Regions from separate parts of the Homo sapiens genome. Here region 2 is linked to region 1. A link is a loop called in an ENCODE intact Hi-C map of the cell type or tissue named here. Cell type or tissue: PC-3. All regions are shown on one strand. Links, peaks and the distances in the headings refer to the core of each region. The heading gives the core; the rest is flanking DNA. Region 1 overlaps MAML2 (mastermind like transcriptional coactivator 2). Region 2 overlaps MAML2 (mastermind like transcriptional coactivator 2).

Evidence for each region. Hi-C counts contacts between places; a loop is a spot of excess contacts. Peaks named below come from ENCODE experiments on the same cell type or tissue, not always from the same donor. Only the 100,000 strongest peaks of a DNase experiment are listed, where the experiment ranks them.
Region 2: it touches region 1 in a loop (2.7-fold over the local background); 2 of 110 quality-filtered maps call a loop at or near these places.

Annotation. Positions count from the first base shown.
Region 1 is chr11:96,032,671-96,041,132 of GRCh38, reverse strand. All of the region lies in intron 2 of MAML2 (mastermind like transcriptional coactivator 2), which reads left to right. Among named protein-coding and RNA genes, the nearest start is that of MTMR2, 110 kb to the right of the region's middle. RefSeq lists an enhancer at 824-1,324. In PC-3, for the core only: a CTCF peak has its summit at 3,438; DNase peaks (open chromatin) are centred at 2,862 and 3,332; H3K4me3 peaks cover 833 bases; H3K27ac peaks cover 3,462 bases.
Region 2 is chr11:95,972,544-95,981,005 of GRCh38, reverse strand. It overlaps MAML2 (mastermind like transcriptional coactivator 2), which reads left to right. Exons shown (of 5, transcript NM_032427.4): 5 at 1,043-4,408. The coding sequence ends at 2,058. Among named protein-coding and RNA genes, the nearest start is that of MTMR2, 53 kb to the right of the region's middle. In PC-3, for the core only: no CTCF peak of the experiment used is centred there; a DNase peak (open chromatin) is centred at 3,225; H3K4me3 peaks cover 737 bases; H3K27ac peaks cover 2,131 bases.

The DNA.
Region 1 (8,462 bases), core at 1,463-5,462:
TTCAGAATGTTCATAGCAGCAATATTTAGGATAGCCAGCAACTAGAAAATACCCAAGTGCCCATCAGCAACTGGAAGGGTAAATAAATTGTGGTATAATCACATACTGGAACATACTCTACAGCAATCACAATGAATGACTGATCTACAACTACATGCAACAACGTGGATGAATCTCAGAAGCATAATGTTGAAGAGAAAGAAGCCTGATTAAAAATACATAATATACAATTCCATTTATATAAATAAAAGTACAAAAACAGTCAGCACTGAGCTTTGCTATTTGAAAACAGAATAATAGTTATCTTAGGCAGGGTGGTTAGTTATGAGAAGTACACAGGAGGTTTCTTTTGTTTTGTTTTTCTTTGAGACAAAGTCTCACTCTGTCGCCCAGAAGGGAGTGCAGTGGCACGATCTCGGCTCACTGCAACCCCCGCCTCCTGGGTTCAAGCAATTCTCGTACCTCAGCCTCCTGGGTAGCTAGGATTACAGGCGCCCACCACCATGCCCAGCTAATTTTTGTATTTTTAGTAGAGACGAGGTTTCACCATGTTGGTCAGGCTGTTCTCAAACTCCTGACCTCAGGTGATCCACCCGCCTCGGCCTCCCAAAGTGCTGGGATTACAGGTGTGAGCCACCGTGCCCAGCCAAGGAGGTTTTTTAGACTGTTGGTAATGTTTTGTTTTTTGTTCTCCAAGCTAGTTACATAAAGGTCATATATTGTGTGCAAACTCAGAGTTGTACATTAATGATATGATACTTTTCTGTGTGTGTATTATACTGCAATAGAAAGTTTAGAAAATGCAATTTTTACCCCAACACTTTTCATCTCTGTTACTCTATTTTTCTGTAATGCTTGCCATCTTCTAATATGTACTATAATTATGACATTTATTATATTATTTCCTCATTAGATGTAAGTTCTATGAATGCCAGGATTTTTATGTCTGCTTTATCTGTCACCTTGAAGTGTACCTGGCACATAATAAATAATATAATGAATGAACAAACTATTGAACCAGGAAAACATGAATAGAATAGGCCAGGCTCAGACATCTAAAGGGAACCCCGGTTTGAGGACTTGTGTTGCTTTGGAAGTGTCTCATTCCTGAGTGCAGCGAATAGGCTGCTAGCCCCAGGTTGTGATGATCTTTTTTTTTTTTTTTTTTTGAGACAGAGTCCTGCTCTGTCACTGTCGCTCAGGCTGGAGTGCAGTGGCACGATCTCTGCTCACTGCAAGCTTCGCCTCCCGGGTTCACGCCATTCTCCTGCCTCAGCCTCCTGAGTAGCTGGGACTACAGGCACCCGCCACTACGCCCGGCTAATTTTTGTATTTTGAGAGACAGGGTTTCACCGTGTTAGGGTTTCACCATGTTAGCCAGGATGGTCTCGATCTCCTGACCTCGTGATCCGCCTGCCTTGGCCTCCCAAAGTGCTGGGATTACAGGCGTGAGCCACCGCGCCCGGCCGATGATCTCTTTTCCTGCCTGTCTAAAGGTTACTTTTTCAAGGCTACTTCTGGGCCTTTAAGCTTTCTTTCTTATCCTAAACTATTTATTCTATTTGCGCCATGTCAGAAACCTTCCCATATTCAATGCAAAGCTCAAATGTCATCTTCTCCATAAAGCCTTTCTTAGCAGCCTCAACCCAAATTCCTCTAGCTCCTCCTATGTTACTTTTATGGAATTCTTTTCTGTTCCCTCCTCTCCTCTTCCCTCCTCCCCTCTCCCCTCTCCTGTCTCCTCTCCTCCCCTCTCCCTTATCCCCCTCCCCTCTCCTGTCTCCTCTCTCCTCTCCCCTCCCCTCCTCTCCTCCTCTCTCCCCTCTCTTCTCTCTTCTCTCACCTCTGTCTCCTCCTCTCCCCTCCTCTCCTCTTTTTCTGAGTTGGTCTTGCTCTGTCACTGAGGCTGGAGTTCAGTGGTGCAATCATGGCTCCCTGAAACCTCAACCTCCTAGGCTCAAGTGATCCTTCTGCTTCAGCCTCCCAAGTAGCTGGGACTACAGGCATACATCATCATGCCTGACTAATTCTTTAAAAACATTTTTGTGTAGACAGGGTCTCACTATGTTGCCTAAGCTGGTCTCAAACTCCTGGGCTCAAGTGAACTTGGCCTGCCAAAGTGCTGGGATTACAGATGTGTGCCACCAGTAATTCCGCCTGGCCTAGAATTATTTTCATTCATTTATTTATTCATTCATTCATTTGACAAGTATTATTAAGCACCTACTAAATGCCACATACTATACTAAGTGCTGAAGATACAAGGTTGAATAAAACAGTTATGTCTTTGATAGGGCTAGGTTTCAATAGAGTAGATGAACAATAAGTATATAAGGAAATACATAAAATCATTTTGGGTACTTTGAAAAAAATTAAGCAAGGTAGAGAGTTAGAGAGTGATGGAAGTGCTATTTTAGATAAGTTATGAGGGAAGACTTCTCTATAGGCAACACTGGAGAAGTGACCCAGATAAAGTAAGGACCATGAGGAGGAGCATTCCAGTTAGAGGAAACAGCAAATACAAATACCATGCAGTAAGAGCAAGCTTGGTATATGGGTCTCTTGCTGTGAATTCCTCCAGATAGGGCTTAAGTGCCTAGCACATTGCTTTGGATGAGAAAGTTCTAAGCGATTGAATAGTTGAACCAGTTTAAAACATTGAATTTATTCAAGATCTAGTCATAATTTTTATCTATTTTGCGTTTTTCCTTAGATCAACATTTCCTAAGATGTGTTCAGTAGAAGACATTCCAAATTGATTTACGCAAAATCTAGTTTCACCACATACACCAAAATGGTTCTGTGGTTAAATGAGTATAAGGAACGATGAAGATGTGTATGTCGATATAATACAGGTGTTGCTAAGACCCACAGTAAAACAAACAAGCAAACAAAAAAATGTCTAGTACATTATTTTCTAACCACAACCTTCCTTTCCCATAGAACACACATTACTAATGCACAAGACAGTAAAATTCCATAGAATTCAATTTGGTGGAGCATGTTCCTCAGATTCCTTCATTTTATATTAAGTATATATTTATTAAATTCTTAATATTTACCTGCTTTCATATTTTACGAGTAAAATATAGATGCCAGAATATTACAATGTTATTCTAATTATGGCACAAGAATGTGGATTTTCAACATTCTCTTTAGTACGTTAATGTAATACCTATTTTCACAGCCCCACCCTGCCTAATTTTAGCCTATATCTAGTGATCTTTATTAGCCAAGCCATCTCTTGGGGTATTTTGTCACTGTCAGGATTGGGAGTTAAAATATCAAGAGGCAAGTTTATGAGCCTTGAAGTAAACAAATAGCAGTCAAGGAAACAGAAACAAAGCTTAGAATGCCCAGCGAGAGCTCCTGGCTGGTGACACATCCAGGCTCTGTGGGTGAATTGCCTTTGAACACAGCTCCCTCTGGGAGAAAAGATCCAGCCAATTGCTGGTTCTAACCTGTGTGTTTTTGGTTTCTTCCCCTTTGCACGTCCTCTCTGAATTGGCCTGTTCTATGTTACTGGTGATTGCCTCAAAACTCAGAAGTCATAGTATCAATCTAAGCTTCTTTGCTCACTGATTGGAGACCTCTTTAAGTATTTATTAGTTTTCCATGGTCACCAGCCAGCTGGTGAATGCATGCTTCAGTAACAGGGCTAAATTTGCAAACAGCTGTCAAATAAAGTTGAAACTGTCTTACAACCGTGTATAAGGGTGTTTGTCTCGAAATGCATGTGTATATATCAGAGAAAGAGCAAGAGAGAGAACACCTGGACTTTTGGACAATTTAGCCAAAGATCTTGTAGCCACTGGTGATTTTTAAAAGGAGAAAAGAGCACTTATTCTTATTTTATTGTGGGCACGTCATTTAGCATTACAGGTTTAAAGGCAGCAGGGAAACTGCAAAGCCAGAGTTATTTTTTTTGTTGTTGTTGTTTTTTTATTTTTTATTTTCTGAGGCATTAGTTGCTGTGAAGAAAAACAAGCCAAAGTTTTGCTTGTGGGCAGAAACATCCCAGAATGCATCTGGTGACTGGGCAGAAAGCAAGTACTGGCAAGAGCCCAGGTGCGTTGGCTCCCGACGGCAGTGCAGGAACAACCTAGGCGGTATTCTCAGACTCCGATCAAATTTCCAAGATGGATCCAGTTCAAAATTATCTACTCCGCTTTCACTTATCTAAGATGGTGCTCCAAGTTTAGGATTACAGTCCTCTGAGCTGGGAGTGGAGACTATAGGGAGAAAACCCACTGGTGTTTTTAAATACCATGAAAGGTGTTTTATCTTGTTTAAGTTAGCCGCAGCACACCTGGAAATTAGAAATATACTGTCATTCCTGGGGAATTCAAGGCAGTAAGAATTATTGGGGGTTAACAATTTTCAGGAATTTGGATCGCCACATCTCAGCCCCGGAGTTATTTTTACAATGGGACTTCTTGGTTAAATCTCTAAATTTAAATAGATAAGGATTCAACATATTCTTGAATCTTGAGATCTAGTTTCCCTCATCATGGGCCAAGTAGGAAAGAAAGAAGTGAAACCCTCAAATCACAATGTATCCCTATTTGCCATCCTATCGTGAGCTCCTAAAATCTTATTTTCACACCAAGTGCTTTTTCACCGTCCACTGCAACTGTGATTGTGGTGGTGACCAGACCTGTTCCAGGGGCTCTGAGTCAGGAATGGTGATCATGTGTTCTTTCCCATCATATTCCTGCAGAGAGTAGTGCTAAAAGAGTTTAAAATGAATGAAAGATCCACCTCTCCTAGTTGTTAGAGGAAATAAAACTCTCTAGAGTGAACTTAAAGTGCCCTTCTACCCCTACTTAAAACCTGAGACATACCATCTTTTTTCTTGGGCCCTATACCTATATCTTACCCCCGGCTTTTTGATTATGTCCGTTTGTATGTGTCATTCCGGTGGGGTTAAGCCACTCATTAGATGAGAGATTTTCTGTGTGTCATGTGCCTACTTTATTATAGAATTACATGTGTAGCATCTCAAAGAATAGCTATGTTTTCCACAAAAATCTGTTTTAATTGAACATAATACTGTGGTAAAGTTTTTTAAAATTGCTATACTTGTGCATTATTTTATTCAGTTATATTCTGTTTTTTGAGGGTTTCACTGTATGACAGGCACAGTTTCAGACCATTTTCACATTTAATCCCTGTAGCCTCACTGAGGAGTCTATATCCTAACCCTTAGTTCACAGATGCCCAGCACGTGTATCAGAGAGGTTATGTAACTTGCCCACGGTCACATGGAGCTAGGACTCGAATGGAGGCCTTTTGATTTTGAATTTGTTTGTCTTCCTTTCATCTCTCTGTGTGTGAGGCACTGTTGCATTTCATGGAACAGAAATCTCCTCAGTCTCTTTTGAATATATGAAGATTTCCTGGAAGAATACAGTGGAGTCTTAGAGAACCCAATGTTGGGAGAATACCAAAAAATGGGAAAGCACAGCAGTAATCTTCCCTGTCTCTGTGCTTCCTTCCTTCTGAGATCTCATGATCTCTTGCTTCATTCCTCTCTGAAGTTTCCTCTACAAAGATCTTAGTTACTGTTGCCCAGTGATTTCAGCCTGCACAGGACTTTGGGTTACCACGATACTATTTCTTGCTCTACATGACTTTCCAGTGCCAGGAGCTAACACCTGACAGACCCAGTCTCCTATCTTCCGTAGAATCCACATCCTCAGAAAACAAGAATTTGATTGATCTAGGCAGAGCAGATTGTTCCAAAAGAAGGTGCTGTGAGAAAATAATGGGCATACCTAAAACACGCACTACTTTTTTAAAAGACACTCTATTTGAAATTTTAAAATCAGAATTACTTATGGTTGGCTTCGCATAGCTTTCTTCCAGTCTAGCGTGGTTTCTTTTCCACATTCCTGCCACTGATATGTCTACCCTCTCTTGACCTATCTCACACTTGCCCTGATTGCCTTTCTAAAGGGTACCACACAATTCCAGAATTCTAATCTTTTATCTTTGTGGTAGTTATGCAAATTCTTTTCCTTCTTTGGGAGTTAAATTCCACCTCCACTTCCTCAAGGTAGCTTTCCCATATTACCCAGTAATTATATTAGTCTGTCCTTAATTCCAGGACCTTTGCCTATGAGGACGGGTTCAAATAATTCAGAAAGCAGACAAGCCTTTTAATCTTTTAAACTAAACCTCTTGGACACTCCCATATGCTTCCCCATGTGACTAAGGGCATATATTGAAAACCATATGGTTACAATGATTAGAGTCCAAGAAAAAGCTAACTGGCCCTATATGATCAAACCAATAACTCTGACCCCCAAAAATGCCATCTAGACAAAATATGACCTCAAATTTATAGTGGATAGTCTGAGTCCAGTGCTCAGAGATGCCATGTATTTTCCCTTTAGAATATGCTTTTAAGATTTCTCGTGATGCTAAATGATTTTGAATGCTCAATAAAGTATCAAAAAAGATTAAAGTATCAAAAATAATTTTGGTATTCTGGGCAGAATTTGAAAAGCTTCAAGTCTTTTCTTATTACTTTGCTACTTCCACAAAATTTTTTTGCATTAGAAATGGAGCTTTATAGTAAGTTGATGGAATTATTTTTAATTATGTGGTTTCATAAATAACAAATGTTTTTAAACAGAAGAAATCTCTCTCTGACACACACACACACACACACTCTCTCTCTCTCTCTCTCTCTCTCACACACACACACACACACACACACTTCAAAGTATTTGACCAACTGCCCTAGCTGGCTGACTGTGCTGTTTTAGAAGCAATGAAAGGACAGGGAGATGGGGGTCATATTCTGTGCTTCCTGGATTGGTTGTTAGTCATTAGATACAAACAGTATAAAACCCAGACTTTATGAGTGATCATTATGTTATTATATATCTTTATGAGACGCATTCCCCTCAGGCCACCTAAAGTACTACAATGTTTTAGATGTTGAACTATTTAACCATAATTATTACAACTAAAACCTCATTAAATGTATCCAATAAAGTAGATTCAATGCTTCCACTTAGTTTAGTTTAGTAACAAGAGCTATAAGGAACGTTGTTCTTTCCCCAAAGAGTTTAAAATTTGAGGATTGGCCAACAATAGGGAGTGGGGGATAAAAATAATAGGAAAGAAAAGATTTTCCTTAAAACCCTTTGTAAAGTGTTTTCTATTTTCATGCCTAACAAATGAAGCCTTCATCATCTTTGCTTCTGGGAAGAGTTTCAAGCCTAAGAAACACAATTGGAAACCTGCCGTGTTGCAGCCCATCCTCTGTTAGTAATTCCAACTGGATCCAAATGGAATATCTCCCTTCCAAGAGCTCTCTGAAAAAAATCTCGTGATGAGAGATGAAACCCAGCCAATGCAACCTGGAAGGTTTCACATTTACCCTCTGTCACTAGGTTTTCCCAGACGCGACCCAGGGTACACTCTCCTCTTCCATGTGCTCTCTCACCAGACCACAACTTTCACCCCAAGAGTCAATTCCTCTGCCATGCACCATCCAAAACAAAATTAATCAGAATCTGCTGGAATCCATTTATTCAAAAATTTTTGAGCATTTACAGTGCGTCAAGTCTAGTACAAGATTAGGTATGCACAATCCCTGTCTTCAAGGAGCTCACAGTCTCTGAAGGACTTACAGACTTGAAACTATTACCTAAGCATAGATTCATTTATGTGTTAAACATTCTTTATGGCATTCCTGCCAGGCATTTTAACAGGCACTGTGGTAGATACAAGTAAAGCATGGATTTTTATTGTATGGAACTTACAATCCTAAGAAGATAAGACAGAGAAGGAACTCTGATATAAGGTACTACATGATAAATGTTGCAAAAGTGGAAGTAGAAATAATTGTCCCCAGGGCAGGTAAGGGTTTGGAAACCACTTGGATACAAGATAAGGTTGAGCAATGCCAGGAAAAGGAATTTGAGGGAACTGTGAACAGCAGTCATCTTAGGAGGTTACACTAGCACATTCCATGCCATTTTGTAAAAAGTGCTTAAATAGCATGTATTAGTTTTGTTGTCTTAAGAAGTAAAATAAGCTGTAGACCATTTCAAGGGAGAGTCTCCCTGTTTTAAAAATTAAGCTATAATTTACATGCTACAAATTTCACTTTTTGGGTATGTAAGTGCCCCAAGTTTTGACAAACGCATAGGTATGTAACCATAACCACAATCTATTAATAGAATTTTCATCACCTTTATAAATTTCTGTGTCTCTTTGTATTCAACCTCTTCCCCCACCTTCAGTCCTGGCAACTGCTGGTGTATCCCTGTAGTGTTGTACAGAATTTTGTTTAAATGGGATCAGACAGTATATACCCTTTTGCCACTGGCTTCTTTCACTTAGCATAGCGCACTTGAGAGTCAACCTTGTGATTTAAATATATCAGTAATTCAATTCTTTTTAGTGCGAAGTAGCATCACATTGTATGAATCTATGATAGTTTG
Region 2 (8,462 bases), core at 1,587-5,586, 60 kb after region 1:
AGGCTCCACCCTGTCTTCCCAGTGCACAGGTGGGCATTATTCAGAAAGAGTCAGTCGGAAGCGGTCTTCATCCAGGACCAGCAGTCCAGTTTTTCAGCCTTCAGGCTGTGTTAGGTTTGAAGGCGTGGGGGAGACCCTTGTCTGCCTCCTGGGTCTCTGTCAATATCCTATCAGTTATTGACAGGCATCAGTTTAACTGGCAGGCACTTTGAGACTCCACAGATTGCCCAATACTAAGTGTTAAATGAAAGATTCGAAGGGCAAATACTGCTGGAGAGAGGAGGCTGGAAGATAAAAGAAAGTTTAATGGAGGAGCTTCGGCCTTAGCCTGAACCTTGAGGAAAATATAGGGCTCAGTGAGGAAGGGAAATCCCATAAGCAAAGGTGGCTCACAGTGCATTGAGTAACAATTTGATAGTAACTACACCTCCTGGAACTGAAGAATTTCTTTATGAGATAATTTCTAGAGCACTGAATTCCAGATGTTTAAAGAGATGGAGATTTACCCTTTGAACACTGGGGAGTCACTGGGGTAGCTTCTTGAATGGGGATGATTCAAAGAATGGGACATGATTTTCAAGGCCATAGTTTGGGAATATTAATCTAGGAGCCGTGTGTAGCATTCATCCACACTTTCTCATTTGGACCTGGGGTAAACAGTAACATGGATTTCATGAGAGCTGACTAATCAAGACTGTAGTCTCTGGACTTGGAACATAGTAAAGCTAATTCAAAATGGAAGATTGACTATTACCTCCCTTCAATGACTTCAGAAGAGGAATAAAATAAAACCTACAAGATAGAACTATTCTATTTTAGTCTTCTTTTTGTAATATGTAAACTTCTGAACCAAAAAGTGACCTCAGGTGCTCCTTCCTCCTAAGAGCTGTCTTGTTCCTTTTATATAATTTATTTGATCATTATTTCGCCTAAATTGTCTTACACCTGAAAGCAGTTTCAGATTGATGAGTTATTGAAAAGTGCAGTTACAGAGGAGATAACATGCTGCTACGAACTAATAAAATTCTCTTCTTTTTCTCAGGTGGCTCATCCACAATAAGCTTAAACTCTAACCAGGCTTTGGCAAACCCAGTTTCAACACACACCATTTTAACTCCCAATTCCAGCCTCCTGTCTACTTCTCACGGGACAAGAATGCCATCATTATCTACAGCAGTTCAGAATATGGGGATGTATGGAAATCTGCCTTGTAATCAACCTAACACATACAGTGTCACTTCAGGAATGAATCAATTGACCCAACAGAGAAACCCAAAGCAATTGTTAGCAAATCAAAACAACCCTATGATGCCACGGCCACCTACCTTAGGGCCAAGTAATAATAACAATGTAGCCACTTTTGGAGCTGGATCTGTTGGTAATTCACAACAATTGAGACCAAATTTAACCCATAGTATGGCAAGCATGCCACCACAGAGAACATCAAACGTAATGATCACATCCAACACAACTGCACCAAACTGGGCCTCTCAAGAAGGAACAAGCAAACAGCAAGAAGCCCTGACGTCTGCAGGAGTCCGCTTCCCCACAGGTACACCTGCAGCCTATACCCCAAATCAGTCACTGCAACAGGCAGTAGGTAGCCAGCAATTTTCCCAGAGGGCAGTGGCTCCTCCTAACCAGTTAACACCAGCAGTGCAAATGAGACCCATGAACCAAATGAGCCAAACACTAAATGGGCAAACCATGGGTCCCCTCAGGGGTCTGAATCTCAGACCCAATCAGCTAAGCACACAGATTTTGCCTAATTTGAATCAGTCAGGAACAGGGTTGAATCAGTCGAGGACGGGCATCAACCAGCCACCATCCCTGACGCCCAGCAATTTTCCTTCACCCAACCAAAGTTCCAGGGCTTTTCAAGGAACTGACCACAGCAGTGACTTAGCTTTTGACTTCCTCAGCCAACAAAATGATAACATGGGCCCTGCCCTAAACAGTGATGCTGATTTCATTGATTCTTTATTGAAGACAGAGCCTGGTAATGATGACTGGATGAAAGACATCAATCTTGATGAAATCTTGGGGAACAATTCCTAAAGAAGAAAGGGAAGACAATTTACAAACTCCAAGCACTAAAAGGCAGTATATTACAGAAACTCTGTAGAGGCTGAACTGTTGATGTTCAGGTGGACTACATGAAGATAACATGCTTAAAAATGGAAAGCAGAAAGTAACTGCAGTGATGAACATTTTGGTCCAAATTCTTGTTTTAAATCTTACACCTGAAAGTAAAATATTGGGATCACTTTTCCCTGTCTAAACTCCAGGATACAGTATCCAATTTATCCAAACAGAACTGTGGTGTCAATGTGTAATTAATTGTGTAAAATAGCCTTCCCAAGTTTCTTTTTCCCTGGAAAATAAAAAAGGTAATAGAACTTGTAGTTTATTTAAACCCCATGTCATGAGGAGGTACTAGTTCCAAGCAACAAACTCCTTAATTTGCTCTAATAGATAGGTATGGTTTAATCTTTCCATTGTGTCTTTTCATTTAATTTTCCTGAAGCTTGCAGGATAGATTGAAATGTTATAGGTTTGTTTGGAGTAACCAAACAGTATGCAAATTAAGAAAAAGCCAGAGAACCTAGAAAACATCCAGTGGATTACAGAATTTCTTCCCCATATTCACTCCTCACTTTTACAATTTTCCCACAATCCTCTACTTCAGTGGGATGCTGTGTCTAGTGATTAAACAAAAATATAGAGCTGTGCAATTTGATTTTGGCTTCCACAACGAATATCTGAATCCATTCCAAATGAAATTTTAGATATAACAAAGACTTGTCCTAATCATACTGAAATATTGGTGCACACCTCTCTGCATTAGATTTCACTTTTTTAAAAAACCCAGTGGACATTGCTATAAATAAGATTTATTTGGCTACAAATAACCTGGGATGTTGCTTATTATGATTGATGCCTGCTGGTTTGTTCCCAAGCTGAGTGAAATTGAACCTCGTCCTCCCTACTCATTTTGATGACTGAGGCTGGTTTATAAGAAAAGGAAGTTTGGAGAAGAAAACCGAGATTAGAAAATATCATGTTTTGGTTGGAGATAAGAACCAGGGATGGCAAGTACCAGTGTGTACAAATGTATTTCACGGAGTTTGAAGGAACGCATAATCAAGAGGGAAAACAATTTGTCCTTCATTGGACGTATTATTTGGATTTGGGTGAGCAACAAAATGGAATGTGGTCTGTTAGGAGCATTCTGTTTGTTCTTTTGTCCCTGATGTGATGAATCATTGCCACATGCTAGATGGACTCTTCATATCCAGGTTTTGTCCCTCAGGGCTGAGCACTGTATTAAAGAGTTTTTGTTGAGTCATTTAACCTTAGTGTCCACATCCAGATCAGCTGTAAAATGGGGAAGACGTGTGCTGATTTGGAATGAATGCAAAATATCACTATCATTTTCCTAATTACAGAGGAGCAAAGGTTATCTTCAGCCCTTTCAGTTCTATGCTCACATATTCAAATATCAAATGTAATTTAGCTGAAGTTATTTAATAATCAAGTCTTTCAATATCTGTTCAAAGAAAAAGAACACACTTTGAAAATTCTGCAAAGCTGTCTCCCAGTCTTTAAAATGTCTGGAAGCACTCTCCTTCTTTACAATACCAACATCACTGGCCCAGAATCTTCCCTGTGCTAGTTTGTAAATATAAATAAATTACTTGTTTTGTAAACTTTTGTAAAGAATATTTTGGTAGAAATACTTCAAACATATTCTTTGGGTTATATTTATACATATGTGAAATAAATATACTATCAAAAGGTTATATTTTATACAAAAAGTAAATTGCTACCTTTTGTATGCTAATATGCAAAGTTTTGTATAATATGATGGTTTATTTTTAGCTCTACACTTAAACCATAGGTGGTTGAGTGGGAACTTTTGAAAACTATCAAGAGGCTTGTTAGACAAATTTATATTCTGAAACCTCAATAAGAAAGCATTCCAGGTTTCAATCCTTGTTTTTTGTCCTGCTCCCAAATTCTTTTTTAAACCCATAGTTCTTGTGTCTTATTTGATTCTTCTGCTGTGCACATTGTATTGGTCCTTGTTGCATGTAGTCTACTGTGTGTTTTCCGATTTTATAAGGCAGCATTTCTCCATACAAAAAGAAAAAAAATGATGTACATATAAACGCTTTTGTTGTATGGCTCCTCCATGTTACTGTATATATCTGCCAGCACTTCCCAGTTACACTCCTGTGAGTCAGCTTATTTTTACCCTAACATAAATAGTATGTTTTGTAGTAGTTATCAAATTTAAGAGATAAAGCAATCAGAATGTTTGGATTTTCTTCTATCTTAATGTGAATTTCATAATTAATGTCTATTTATTCAGCTATTCATTAAAATACAGGATTCTTTGGGAAAACATGATGTGTAGTCTGTAGTTTGTTTGTTAGCAGCCTATTACCAAAGGTGACATAATTTTCCTGAAAGCAGAGATAATGACAATTTGATAGACATATTTAGCTAAAACCTTAAGATTTACAACTTAAGAGCTATTGGAATACAATCTGCCATTTTTAGAAATACCAGACCACTTAATTGTTGGCATTGTTTATCATCCTGACATAGAGAGGAGGTAGAAGCAATTTTTCTTTTTTGTTTTAAGTCAAAGACTAGAAAGCAGTTTAAGCAAGTAATTCGGTCTTGGCTTTGTATTAAGCCCTATGAAGATAAATAACTCTGCTCTAAGTGAATGCGCTAATGTTACCTGCATTACTGTAAACGTACCATAACGGTAAAGATTTCAACTTGTAAAACAAGTATGTTGTATTGCGTATAATTTCATGTGTAAAAAACTGTTTAAAAAAATTCAGAAGTAGGCCAGGCGTGATGGCTCACGCCTGTAATCCCAGCATTTTGGGAGGCCAAGGCGGGTGGATAACGAGGTCAAGAGATCGAGACCATCCTGATCAACATGGTGAAACCTCATCTCTACTAAAAATACAAAGAATTAGCCAGGTGTGGTGGTGGGAGCCTGTAGTCCCAGCTCCTCGAGAGGCTGAGGCAGGAAAATCACTTGAACCCGGGAGGCGGAGGTTGCAGTGAGCCCAGATTGCGCCACTGCACTCCAGCCTGGCAACAGAGCGAGACTCCATCTCAAAAAAAAAAAAAAAAAAATTCAGAAATCGTTATCCTGTATGAAATCATACTTTCAGTTATCAACAATATTGTTGCTTCATTATACAAAGTTCTGAAAACTATTCATAATAATGGGTACTTAAAGGCAAGTTTAGTCTCTCGGAAGCTTCTGAACGAGTGAAATGTTGACTTGTCACAGTGTTCTTTAGTTGACTTAAAAAGTTTGTATTAACATTCTATATGCATGGCATCTACTAAATACTAGGGAAATACAACCTAATTCGCAGGCACTGTGGGCATTTGCCTGGCCTGCTGTGTGGCATTTGGTCAGACCGGCTAGTGAACACAGGCTAGGTAAACACAGCCCGACTGGACATATTTACACAGCCCTTCTTGAGAGTCAAGGAGGTTGAGAGTAAGATGGGTCTTTAGAGGAGGCAAGAAGAACCATTCCAAATTCTCCTGCACTGCTGTCTAAATATGTTGTTAAGCTCTCATTATCCCTTTCCCCTCTACTAAAAAAGTATGTGACATTGTCTTTGTTATTAGCATTATTAATAAACCAATAATGAAATTATAATGAAATTGAAAATTTTTTTTTTGAGATGGAGTCTAGCTCTGTCGCCCAGTCTGGAGTGCAGTGGCGTGATCTCTGCTCACTGCAAGCTCCATCTCCCAGTTTCATGCCATTCTCCTGCCTCAGCCTCCCAAGTAGCTGGGACCACAGGCACCCGCCACCACACCCGGCTAATTTTTTGTATTCTTAGTAGAGATGGGGTTTCACCGTGTTAGCCAGGATGGTCTCGATCTCCTGACCTCATGATCTACCCCCCTTGGCCTCCCAAAGTGTTGGGATTACAGGCATGAGCCATTGCACCCAGCCTGAAATTCACATTTTTATATAGTCCCTATTCTAATGAGCCTGGAAGGTCAGATAGGAAATAAAATCCACATTTTAAAAAAATAAATAATGTATATACAGATTAAGAGAAAAATGTGTAATTACAAAATTATCTATGAACCCCATTGTGTAGCCATGGAAGTAGAACTGAGAGTGGAAAAGTAAGTACGAAAGAGAGAAAAGCTCAGCTCCTTCCCAACCTTTAGTTGCCAAAGGCTGTTCAAATTGTTAACCATTTTATCCACAATTTCTCTTTTACATTTCTGTGACTGTTTTTGCACCCCAAAAAAAAGGGTTTGGGGCTGAAATAACACTATTCCCTTTCAACTCTAAAACCCTGTGTTAGATTTTCTTCCAAAACTAAGTAGAAAATTAGCCAAAAAAAGACTCATTAGCATCCTTTCTAAAATAAAGAAATTTTATTTTAGGAGAAAATCAGTACTTTGAGTAATATACTCCATTGGGTATATATTAATGAACTTCTGTGATTTGTAAATGGCAGTGTAACAGCTTCTAATATCCTTAAGTTCCTGTTCTCGTGCTGCTATAAAGATACTACCTGAGACTGGGTAATTTATAAAGAAAAGAGGCTTAATTGACTCACAGTGCTGTATGGCTGGGAGGCCTCAGGAAACTTACGATCATGGTGGAAGGCAAATGGGGAAGCAGATACGTCTTATGTGATGGCAGGAGAGAAAATGCACAGTGGAAATTGCCATTTTTAAACCATCAGATCTCATGTGAACTCCTGCACTATCACAAGAACAGCATGGCGGAACCACCCCATGATCCAATCACCTCCCACCAGGTCCCTCTCAACACATGGAGATTACTATTTGAGATGAGATTTGGGTAGGGACACAGAGCCAAATATCATAGATGAAGTACCAGGAGTGTCCTAGGATCAGCTTCATTGGCAGCAATAAAATAACTAAAACCTTGTACCATGAGAATTAAGAAAACATATTGACCTTAGATTTTTAAAATCAAAATGCTGTTGCTTAGGTTTTTAAAACCAAAATGCTGATCTGCATGCAATAATATAAATAGAGAGCTTCTGTTTGTTTACATAAATAGCATCTTAAATTCCCTTTTATCAAATGTAAGTCATCTTCAGCTCTAGGATGTGCAAGAATATACAAATGCTTTCTACAATACTTAGGATTCTTTCAGCAAAAGGGAAGGAGGAAGGGTAGGAAAGAGAAAATAATATATACAATACTGCATACATATATAGAAACTTCTTTTGGGGTTCTTTCAGCAAAAAGAGGATAGAAGGATGGGAGAAAGGATGGAAAGAAAACATGTCTCCAACAGGCTTAGAAAAAAGAATGTACTGCTTAACATAACTAAAACTTCTGGGAGATATTTAGTTTAGGTATGGCTGTATACAGCAGCTCAACAATGTCAAGAATTGGTTCCTTTATGTCTCTCGCCTTTGCTTCCCTGTGTCTTGTCTCCATCCTTGGGCATGCCCTTCTCTTATATTGGCAAAGTGGTTGACAACCTCCAGATTTAACATCCTCATAAGTCCATGTTCAGCATAAACAGAGTGAATGTTTTCCTTTCAAAAGACCTAACTGTGTGTCTCATAGACTTTAATTAGGGTGTGTGCCCATCCCTGAACAATCACTTTGGCCAAGGAGGTACAGTGTACTGATTGGCCAGGCCTGAATCAAATGTCTATCCCTGTAGGCAGAAGTAGTATTAATACCACCGAAACCAAATGGGCTGAGGGTGAGAAAGGGGTAATTTCTCAAAGGAAAATCAGGTTGTTATTGTCAGGGAAAAAAATAAATAAATACAAGAAACCGATGTAAAAAAAAAAAAACCTCACAAATATTTACTACCTTTTTCTGGCTGCCCTTTTTTTCATACACACTGTATTCCCCATATCTTAAATTACAAAATCTCACTAATAATCCAAACACACTCACCTTCTTCCTATAGAGAGACAATCTAAATCTCATCTGTTTGCTGCATTCACCTCTTAGACCAGCACAGCTAGGTGAGGTAAACTCTTTTGCCAAGTGAAGACAGACCAGCAACCTAAGCCCAAAAGATGTTTATTCACCTCCAGTGTATACAATAAACATTCAGTGTGGAAAGAGAAGAGGATAATGGTAAGGATGAGTTCTACTTGGAAGAGAAACTAAAATGTATAGATAACATCTTAAGAGTAAAAATTATTTTGCCCTTGAGCTTTTGAATCAACAGCTTGGGGGAGAAGAGACATAAAAACTTTCTTCTGTCCTCAGGATGCATGCCAGTTGCATTTTACATTGAGAATAATTGTCTCTTTCCTCAGAGAGTATATTATATAAGGTGCTTGGGAGGGGCCTAGAGAATCAGAATTCTCTCTGGTCCCAGTCATATCTCCTGCTAACATCCCTATCTCTCTGACTTAGTATACAATAACTTTAGCTTAGGATTGAGA